Linked DNA regions of Homo sapiens: region 2 is linked to region 1. A link is an interaction called in ENCODE POLR2A ChIA-PET data of the cell type or tissue named here. Cell type or tissue: Caco-2. All regions are shown on one strand. Each heading gives the region's core, and the rest is flanking DNA. Links, peaks and the distances in the headings are about the cores only.

What was found. Peaks named below come from ENCODE experiments on the same cell type or tissue, not always from the same donor. Only the 100,000 strongest peaks of a DNase experiment are listed, where the experiment ranks them.
Region 2: POLR2A ChIA-PET joins it to region 1 with 6 read pairs; 2 of 35 experiments call an interaction of 5 or more read pairs at or near these places.

The regions. Positions count from the first base shown.
Region 1 is chr9:107,009,829-107,015,294 of GRCh38, forward strand. ZNF462 (zinc finger protein 462) reads left to right here. Exons shown (of 13, transcript NM_021224.6): 13 at 995-3,806. The coding sequence ends at 1,202. All of the region lies in intron 4 of LOC340512 (a long non-coding RNA gene), which reads right to left. Among named protein-coding and RNA genes, the nearest start is that of ZNF462, 150 kb to the left of the region's middle. In Caco-2, for the core only: no CTCF peak of the experiment used is centred there; no DNase peak of the experiment used is centred there.
Region 2 is chr9:106,890,100-106,895,565 of GRCh38, forward strand. The region is part of intron 1 of ZNF462 (zinc finger protein 462); the gene reads left to right. Among named protein-coding and RNA genes, the nearest start is that of ZNF462, 30 kb to the left of the region's middle. RefSeq lists an enhancer at 2,427-2,926. In Caco-2, for the core only: no CTCF peak of the experiment used is centred there; a DNase peak (open chromatin) is centred at 2,772.

The sequences.
Region 1 (5,466 bases), core at 326-5,325:
TCTGTTGTTTTTTAAAATGGTCACCCAGCCGCAAGTCAAATAGGGAAAAAAATCGTCTTTATGAATGATCAGTCCTGCTCAAGCCTGTGTGCAGAAGTATAGTGTTTTCTCCAGCCAATATCCCTTTAGTCTTCATTAGCGTGACATTCTATAATAGAACGTGAATCGAGGTCAAAAGATCTGGCTTCTGTTCCTGCCTCTCTGACTGATCATTCCCTGAGTGGCCCTGAACATTCCCATGTACTGCCTCGGGGACAGAGCCAGCTTCTGCCTGCCTCCCAGGTAGGTGAGAGCATACTTGTAAAATACTTATGAGATCCCTGAACATAAAATCAGCCCCTCAACAAGGCACGTTAGTCCACCAGATGCAGAGAGAACCTAGGATGTGGTCTTTTCAGGAGGAAACATGGCTTGTGTGGTGATAGGAAGCCTGAAGCTTGGTCCCTGAAGCCTCAAGGGTCTAGACCTCAGAGAATATAACCAAGCTTCCCGAGACATGGGTTCCATCTTCAGGTTTTTGTTTTTAGTTTGTTTTCGTGATTTGTTTCGGGACCTGACAAATAAATCTTTAGTACCTGAGTTACTCTTTTAGACTTCATAAATATAACCAATCTCCAAGCTTCTGGGTTCAGCCGATGACTCTGAGCATAAGACAATTCTTGCTGTTACCACTTATGACCCAGTAGAGAAAGTGACATAAAATGATTATGCTTATCTAGAAAGAAAACATGGGATAATCAATATATAGTATAATAATGGATACTTCTGTAAGTTCAAATCTTTAAGATACAGAAATATATGACTTAAGCAAAACATAGCAGGGATGCATCACTTGGTATTTTGTCATACACCCATGGCATTTGTTCAAAGGAAACCCCAAGGCTTTTTGAGGATCAGGAAAATAAAGACACTCGAGGGTTTTTATTATTTTTTTGTTTAAAAAGAGAAATATATATACTATACTCATCTGTCTCTTCGATAAATGTTTTTCCAGGGCATTGAATGACACCAAGCAGGTGAGCAGAGAAGAAATCCACCCAAAAGAGATCATGGAGAACAGTGTTAAAATGCCCTCCATAGAGGAAAAGGAAGATGACGAGGCCATTGGGATAGACTTTTCCCTAAAGAATGAAACAGTAGCCATCTGTGTAGTAACTGCCGACAAATCTCTCCTGGAGAATGCAGAGGCCAAAAAAGAATGAGCGTTTGGTGAAATTCTTAATCAAACCTTACTTGAACAGTGATGAAAAAGTGGGAGGGCTGGCTTGGGCTGAGAAGGGAGGGACAGAAAAGAGAAGACAGAACAAAGCTGCTTTTTAGGACTGAACAATCTATTTTCAAAGCACTGGTACCTGTGTGAGTGAGTATGTAAATTAAAGTTATTTAAATGGTTGGAATATGTGGCTCCTTTTCCATCACTACATCTTTTCTTCCGGATCTTCATCATGGAAGTTTCATTTGTTGCGGAATATGGAAGCACCTCCCAATGGTACGGTGCACCCTGTGGTGGTCTTGGACAGTATGTGGAAACAGAAGCTCCATGACGGTAGAAGACTTCTCATTGGGGAGCAACTTTTTGACGCACAACTTTTGGTGCGTTTTTCTAGTTTTAATACCTTAAGCTTTTTCAAGACCTAACTGCAGCCGCTTTGGGAAAAAAAAACAAAAAACAAAAAACAGAAAACAAAAAAAAAAAAACTGCTTTGCATAAAACAGTCACCTGTTTCCTAGTACCTCAAACTTAACCAAGGGAACTCTCTGCATTTGTCAGTACTACCTGTCGTCGTTGTGGTTAAATGTAGAGAGAACTGCTGGGCAAGATGGTGAATGGAGAAAAAAAAAGAGTTTTAAAGAAAGGAACACAAATTGTGCTTAAAATCCCCATGTGGGTTTTATTTCTTAAAATACTGTGATTTTTTTAATTATTTTAGTAAAAAACAAAACAAAAAAAAGAAACAGACTTTAATTATTAGATAACTGTTTGTGAATTGTCATCCTTTATTCCAGGTAAGCTGTTTATTAGTGTTCAACTATAATTTAGAATTTGGTAGATTCATGTGAGCTAATTTTAAGGTGATTGTGGAGTTTTGTTTGCCACATGTTTATTTTCTATCAATTTGAGTGTTACAAACACAGCACAATTCAGTTTTTCATATGAATTGTTTTTCGTGTGTGTGTTGTTATTGTTGTTTTAATTTCGGGGCAAGGGAGATTTAGTTTTTTGTGAATAGGAATGTTTTTATTTTAAACATGGAAATAACAAAGAAGTTAACTTTCTTTTTTTTTTTTTTTTTTTTTTTTAATTTAACTAAAGAACCAAACTTTCGGCACAGCTATGCAGCTTGTGGGCCAGACGAGGAGGTCCTCCTCACCCTTTTGTTGCCTGTCAAATTCACGCATTATCCGTCTCATAAATAATTTCTGTTAGGATTGGCTGGCTTTTGTGTGTGATTTTAAAATCTGTGTTTTGTTTCTGCTGGCATTGTGTTTTGTTGGGGGTTTTCATTTATTTAGGGGACGAGGGGATGTACTAGAATCCCATCCCTTTCGTGAGAGTGGACAAGAAATAACATATCCTACAAGGAGCCTGGAGAACTACTTTCTTTCTTTCTTTTTTTTTTTTTTTTTTTTTTTTTAAATCTAGCTGCCAGCTGCTCTGTCCCCCATATCAGCTTTTTCAGGAGGGAGCAGCTTAGACTAAATCTAAGCCTACATTTATAATATGTTCTGATTGTGAACAAAGGGTTTCGTTCCAAAAAATAGAAAAGAACTTTTCTTGAAGCCTAGGTTTTAGAAGCCCGTGTGTGTGTGTGCTTGGATGTGTGTGTGCGTGTATGAGTGTGTGTGTGCATGTGTGCACGTGTGAATCCTTTGGTTTTCATGTTTTTTTTTTTTTTTTTTTACTTGGAAGGGTTGTGGGAGGGTGGGAGGGAAGAAAGGGAAGGGGAATTGCTGAGATGACAGTGTCCCACACAGCTTCAAATAAAATCCATGGAAAGATGTTGCATTTGTGGAATAAGTGCTTACTTGAAAAGCATGTTCTTCTTTTATTTTCTTACTGTTAAGAATTTTTATTTGTAGGATGTTTGTTTTAATTTAATTTTTTTAAGGGATGGGGGCCATCATGTGGAAACCAGAAAATGGGGAAAGTGTGAACTATCCAGACAAAGATTCATTTTGTGTCTATATTTGTTTTTAATTGGCCTCATTTCAAATGTATTAAACAGTTCCATACCTGGATTGGGTGTTTGTAATGGTTACCAAAAAACAAACAAAAAAAGAAAGAAAAAGGAAAAAAAAAAAGAAAATAATTGTGACATGCTTTTATCACTACTTTATTTTTCAAATAACATGTAAATATTGTAATCCATTGGATTTTGTTTTGCTAACCTGTTAATAAAAATATGGGACCATTATCCTTTTAACAAGGCTAGAATGTCATTTTTTTCTTTTTCAAACATATACCTGATATTTTGTGGCCGCACATTTTGGATGCATTATTATAATTCTGTTGACTGTAATGACATAGAATTTACAACATTTTTTGTTGTTGTTTAATTTATACAGAGGACATTTTTTTCAGAGCTTGAGAGAAGAAAATAAATAGCAAAATGATAACCTATTGACTCCAGTAATCAGTGTTTCCCAATACTTCATAAGAGATAGGGAGACCCTGAGTCCTTGAAGCCAAGGGTTTAAAAACAAAACAAAAACAAAAAAAACCACAAGTAGGTTATTCAAGTTGTTTGCAACATACATTTTGTAATGAAATGTGAGAAATTAATAAAGAATTTTTTTCACATGTGTCTATGTGCATCTGTTGTAAATCATTTACAGATATGACTACAGATATGAAATCTAGAAATATTATAGCACTACCTTTCAATGCTTGTACACGAGATATTTTAAGTCATTGAATCTACACAGGTATGGAAAGCAAAGGTAAAGCTGAGGTGAGGTTGAGGTTGAGCTGGGATTTTCAAATGTTAATATTTCTGCATCAGGTATTCATCACCAACTGAGGGAGTTTTAGGGAAGGAATATTTTCCATCAAAAATGTGAATCAAAGTGATGTGTGAACTTCAGAAGGAGGAAGCACCCGTGATTAAACATCATCTGGGACCCTGAATCCACAAGCACAGTCATTTTAAGCTAACTGCCAAGTCACACCCACTGCACAGGATCTATTTCAATGTTGCCGTCCTTGCTTATGAAAGCCTGCGCCACAAACTATCTTACTGAACATCCTGCAGCCATAATTATCACCATTAACTTATTCTTTGAGCTACCCTGTTATAAATCAATGGAAAAATTAATAGTCCTGAAACCTAGAAGAAAAGTAAATTAAAACCAACAGCATTAATTATTAACTCAAAGCTGAGTTACACTATCTGCCTCTACCAGTGTTAGAAGTATGGTTCCTGAATCATTTGTTCAGTGTTCATTCTAAAAACTTGGTTCTAACCCTTCCTCCTCCCCATCCCTATCAATCAATAAGATCGCATTCTGAGTACATTTTATATTCGAATACTCAAGAGATACTCAACCTTTTCTAAGGACTGCAGGTTGAGAAGTTTATCCTGTATGTTTTCAGAAAGGAGAGAAAGTGACTTAATGGACTTCACTGCGATACAGCTGTTCTCTCATGGTCTCCATGAAATATTTTATGAACAGTGCTTTTACTGAGTTCATGTCTAATCCATATTCTCACTTTGTTTATGTAAAAGAAATGGAATTTATTGCTATATAAGTCATGGTAGGGGGTGCAACAAGGCAAATCCTGAAATCTCTGGCTTAACACCATAGAGATTTGATTCTTACACACATTCCCTGTGAATGTCTGTGAGGTGTCCTAGACCTGTTGACTCGGGAGTCTGGGTTGCTCCATCTGGTGATGCTGTCATCTCAACACATGAATCTCAAGGTCAACGCTGAGAGCTTGGAAGTGTTTCACCCACTCAAATGCCTGATCCAGGAAGTAGCACACATCACTTTCAGCCTCTTTTTATGGGCTGGATCTGGTCACATTGTTCCACCTGTCCACAAAGGGACTGGGAAGTGTGTGAGCTTCCAGTGTGCTTAGGAAGAGCACGTGACCAAGCAGCCTCCACCATAGTCAGGAACTGGTAGAGAAAGAAACTCTGTTCTTTAGAAGGTAAAGGATGCTGATCCCACCGCATTGCTCATGCACTTAACCAAGATTTCTGAGCAAATATTTGGTGCTAGCTATAGCAAGAAACAGGACAGACGTGAGATGTGTCTTCTGACAGCTCATGAATGGTGAGCATAGATATGCAACATTTGGAGACGTGCCTTCCACTGGAGATGCTTGGGGCTTGCTGGACCCATTAGCTTCCTGGTGTGAGGCTTTGACTGTACCTCTGCATTGATAGTGGCAACCCTTGGGAAACATGGTCTTGATAGTAAATGTGTTTTTTCTGTCCATCCAAAAGAACATATTTGACT
Region 2 (5,466 bases), core at 272-5,271, 120 kb before region 1:
AGGATTCTTAGACTAGGCATACATCATTGTATATATTCTGCCTAAAAGTTTGTAAAATCTAGTGGTGGCATTTAGCTCTTTTGGCAATAAAAACTATATGTGAGAATTTCGTGGCCTTGACTGAGCTGTGTATGGCCTCACTCTTCAATTCTGTTGTCAGCCTATGTTCCACAATCATTTGTGTGTGTGGACCTCAAGAATTTCAGTCAACCCGGCAACACATGCAGTGCCCCTTCCGGGAACACTGGTGATCTTCTGGTCTCTTGGTTTGGAGTTAATTAAACATTGTCGGGAGAATTCCTTCATTTCCTTCTGGAGTCCTTTTTGGGCATACAAAAATCTAGCACTTGAAGCCACTTAATCAAATATCATATCCACACACCTGCAGTTCTTTCTCTGTGTCCACAAACATGGTTTTACACTTGGATGATGTAGTTAGGCTCAACTCCATTTGTAGTGAGAAACATTTGAAGCTTGTCCCCACTCAACAATGATGATGCACTTAGGCTTACCTTCGTAATATGGGTAAATGTCTCAGGTTAGCCAAATGTACCTAGGGTCAGAGGGCATATGCTCTGATATGGAATTTTGGAGGTCATTCCCTGCCTTTGTCCTCTGCTCTAAGGCTCATGTCACTCGCATCATGCTGTGACATGAAACAATATTGCATCGTAGGGAGTGCATAGTAGACTATGTTGTTCAATTATCATGAGATTACCACATACTCTTGCCTGGAATCTTGCCAGCAATAGTGAACAAAGAGATGACCCAAGCAACTTTCTCACTTTTATTCTTGAAGACTAAATGGCATCCTTAAAATCTGATGGTTTTCTTTGTACCTTTCTGGTTGAGTAAAGAATAAGATAGTCTTTTTCTTTTTTGGAAAAATCGTATGGCTAGTACAGGAAATCAAGGAGATTTTTAGCTAATTTAGTAAAAAAGTCAGAGGTGGAACAGAAAATACACCGGCTGAAAAAGGAGATGATTGATTTCTAGGAAATGGGAGATTGTTTGGTATATTTACAGTAATGAAGAAGAGTTCTTCCTGGAACAAAAGTACTGAATAAATAACAACAAGAGACAAAAAAGAAAAATGCATTTCCCTGGTACACAAACCTTGAAGCTCATGCTTTTTGCCATTAGGAATTCTGAACATGTCTTGAATTCTTAGACTTTCTTGATTTTTAAAATCTAATATTTAATTCCAAAATAATTTTTATTCATGTCTGCGTTTTCTTTGTTTTCCCCCTGAGTTATCTGTGTCCTCTGAAAGTTTAAAAACAAGTGATTTTTTTTTCTCATCTTGTTGGCGGAGACATACAATAGGCTGCCTCTCCCCTTCTCTGTGGAAAGAATGGAAACATAGTAAGTGGCCAGAGGAGCTCCATACGGATTGACATTCCTTGCTTCTGCTTTTGAAGTTAAGATGGTCACGAGAGAGAAAAATATTTTTGGTTCCAAGCCTAAGAAAAGGACATTCCTTTTAGTCTTGGCATTCTTGTTTTCATGGTGTTGATTTCTCTTTGAATTATCATTAGTACCATTAATAAATCACATCTGAACGTGAAATCACTTTTGCAAGTTCTTCCCCTCTCCACACCCTTGATTATAGAAAAGGTGACGTTTCTTGATATTTATCTGAAGTAGCTTAGAGTATGTTTTCCTGGCTTTTTGTTCCCCCCTCTGGATGGGTTCCCATTGTTGATCAAGCATATTCAAGAGAGTTTTTTCCCAAGAGTCCTGAGAGACCCATCCATGCATTCTATTCTGTTAAACAAGGAAAATAATAATAATAATGTTTAGCTTTCACCTTGCTTTAGAGAGAGAAATCTCAGAAGAACCATTTTCCTTTCAGGAGGATTGGGGTTCTTAGGTTAAATTCCATATTATACAAATTCCCTAATGACAAATAACCTATGCAATCAACAATCTTTCTTTTAAATGTATTTCTCTATTGAAAGAGCAGGGGATTCCATTTGAGGCTGTTGATTAAGACATGAAGACTAGGTCTAAAATTGGTGGTGGCCCAAGGTCATTGGTAGAACTAATGGACCATTTGAAAATTATTAGCAGCTGGTTTAATAGAGTTTTAATAACTACAGCTGTGAGAAAATCCAAGTACAAGGTATTTGGAATGTTCCCTCTGAGGTCCTTTCCTTTTGTTCTATAATAATCCTGGCATCCATTTAACGAAAGTGCAACTCAGAAGATTAGGTAGCTATATACGTAAGCATATCATGCAGGCTTTATTTGCTTTAGGTTTTTACCATTAAAAATATTTTTAGGCATCATCAAACTTGTCACACAACCTGCACATCCCCATGCCCCACTCAATAACACCACAATCTCAGGGTCTCACAGTGTTGGAGAATTTCCATGGCTCATCTAAGAGTTCTTCTCACTTAACATTTTTTATTGAAAATTTTTACCGTATCTAAGGATTTGTGGGGTTCAATTTGCCAAACTCCAAGGCAGTGGAAAAGAAGACAACTGCATCAAGTCAGTTTCTGGTTTTATATAGTTTAACAGAAGAATAATTTGCTTAGATCTTCGCCTTCATATTTGGAGGCATATACTCACACACACACACATGCACACACACACGCACACACACACACACACACACATGTTATGCATAGATGAATAATATTTAGTCTGCAAAGAAATAGGCCTGTTTCCTCCGTCATCTGTACCTTGCTAACCCAGAGACTTGACATGGAGGAGGAATGCAGAGAGCCTTTCACCCTTAATGGATTCCACAGCTGTGAGTCACCCTGGCCCCAGGCTTCTCGCCTTTGCCTCATCCCATTCCTGCTCTCACAGTCAGAGGTCTGGATCTCCAGTTACTGACTTTGGAACTAGGGGGAAGATGACACAGGTGACATAAAACAAGAGCCCCCTTCTATATCTCAGAGCAAATTCCTGAAATATACTACCAAAACATAAAAGTGTGGACGTCAACTTTAGACAAATCCTTGCCTTACATTGATTTGCAGAGCTCTTTAGAAATCAGACCATGGCTTTCAGTATACATTATATAAATGTGTTCTTCACAACACGATGCCAAGAAGCAGATGTGCTCTCTGAGACCCACAGAGGTCAAGCAACTTCCCCAAAATCATAGCTGGTTGATTGCCAGGACAGAGACCCAAACCTTGTCTTCTGACCAGCCCTTTCCAGTACACCATGGATGACTCACCCACAAATGACAAATGCTTTGTAGTCTTTTAAAGGAAGTTGGGGATATTCAGGGGACATCCTCTAACCTTGTGAGAATGTATCATCATGGAAGGAAATCACCATCCTTTTCATAGAGTAGTCCTTGGAGTCAGTTGCTGAGATGGCTTGCTATGGCTTTTGCAGGATGGATTTTAGTGATGATAAAGGACATGGTAAATATTTGGTAATATAACAAATGCCCATGGAACTTGTAAACAGTACTATCATAATTGTTTCCATTTGTCTTAACCGCACTCGAAGCGATATCTCCTAACTCATCCCCAAACTAATATGTCGAAAGCAACAGGCTCTGATGGAGAGGGAAAGGGGTAATGCTAACAGTACTCAGGAGACGGCAGGAACTATATTTTCTAAGAGTCAGATTCCCTGCTATTTCTGTTGTCTCATTTAATCCTCACTATATTGTTGTGCAGTGGATGTAATTTTATTGTTATTTCTATTTAGCATATGAGAAAACAGAGGCTTTAGACAGGTTAAGTAACTTGCACACTTGTACTACGTGGTAGGTGTCAAAAAACTGGGATGTGAACGCAGGTCAGTTGCGCTCTATGCATTGTGAAGTGCTGCCTACAAACCTCTTTGAGATTATTGAGAAATGTGATCCTGACATTTCTGGAGGACTAGAGAAGTCCATGAAAATATATGGCTAGGAATTACTGGCAACAGACTATGTGCAAACTGACTTTTAGTATTTCCTCATTTAATCCTTGTTATAATCCTATGAAATAGTACCATCTTTACACTTTCTACAGTGAGGAAATGGAAGCAGAGAGAGGTTATACAACTTGCCAAGCAAGATCTGACCATTGTTAATTGATAAAGACTGGATTTAAACCGGTAGGTGGGCTGCAAGCCCATGCTCCTCACTGCCATACTGGGTGCTGCTAGGCCGAGGTTCAAAACAACCCTTGTTGGCTGAAGGTTTTTTTGAGCTGGCTCAGCTCTGGGGTTGGTGCATTCTGTAAATGATCAGTTTGACAGTGTAGGTAGTAGAGACATGCTGCTTTAAGAAAGAACTTTGTATCTCTATTACAGAGAGAAGATATAAAGATATTAGTTCAGTCTTCCATAACACGATATAACAGACTTTTCATTTTTATGCGGGAGGGATCTCTAACTCTTTAGTCTTTATCTTAAGGAAAATGTAAAGGTATTACAGGGTTGTAAGCATGACAACAGATGTGATTAGATTAGCTTTTTAAATCTCTCACTCCAGATGTTCAGCTGCATTAGGTAACTACCTCAAGGTGAGTACCAATGAAAACTCTTAAATAAGTACTTTGTTCAAAGGAATCCTTCAAGGTTTTCTAGGTCTGTGCTGTCCAGTGTGGTAGCCCTGAGCCACAGGTGGCTGTTGAGCACTTGAAACAGTGAAACAGCCCTTGAAACAGTGCCTGATCCAAATGGATATGGTGCTGTAAGTCTAAAATAAACTGAATTTTGAAGCTTATTAGAAAAAAAGGATGAAATATCTCATTAGTAAGTTTTATATTGATAAATATTGTAAGTTTTCTATTGATAAATATAAAAATATTAAGATAATATTTTTGGATATATTAGGCTATGTGGACTGTGTTATTGAAGTTAACTACACTTGTTTCTAGCTGCTAGAAAATTTAAAATTACATACATGGCTGGCATGATTTTTTAATCTGACGCTGCTGGTCTAGGTAATTTCCTTGCTCTCTAGTTAAATAGGAAATTTATGGGAATACCATTAGCATAGGTTGATGCACTGCTTCTGAGTACCCTTTGTTTAAACTATTCCAACCTAAGGTCTGTTGCTTCTTGGATAATATTCCATACCTTTATTGGCACTGTTCTTTTAAAATTCAGTTAAAAGTATCATTTTCCATTTATTACCAAAGAGTAGACTGTTCTTGACATATGTTAGAAAAAATTGAGCTTAGACCACAGCTCATTAGTTAACTCTGGATGGGTCAGAAAGTGGTGACCTGGTTATTAGACAGAGTGCACCAAGCATTAGCTTCTGCCCGTGCTCCCTTCTAAATATCATGTAGGCTTGACCCCTCCTCTTCATCCCCAGTGCGTCGTCTGGCCCAGGCTTCCTTTATCTCTTCCCTGGACCATCTCAGCAGCTGCTTAGCAGCCTGTTTCCCACCATCCTCTTCACCTCTAGGAGTCCCTCATGATGCTAGCAAAATAATCTTGATAGGGCACAGCTTTCGTTATATCACATTGCCCTGATTAAGGATGATAAGAGAT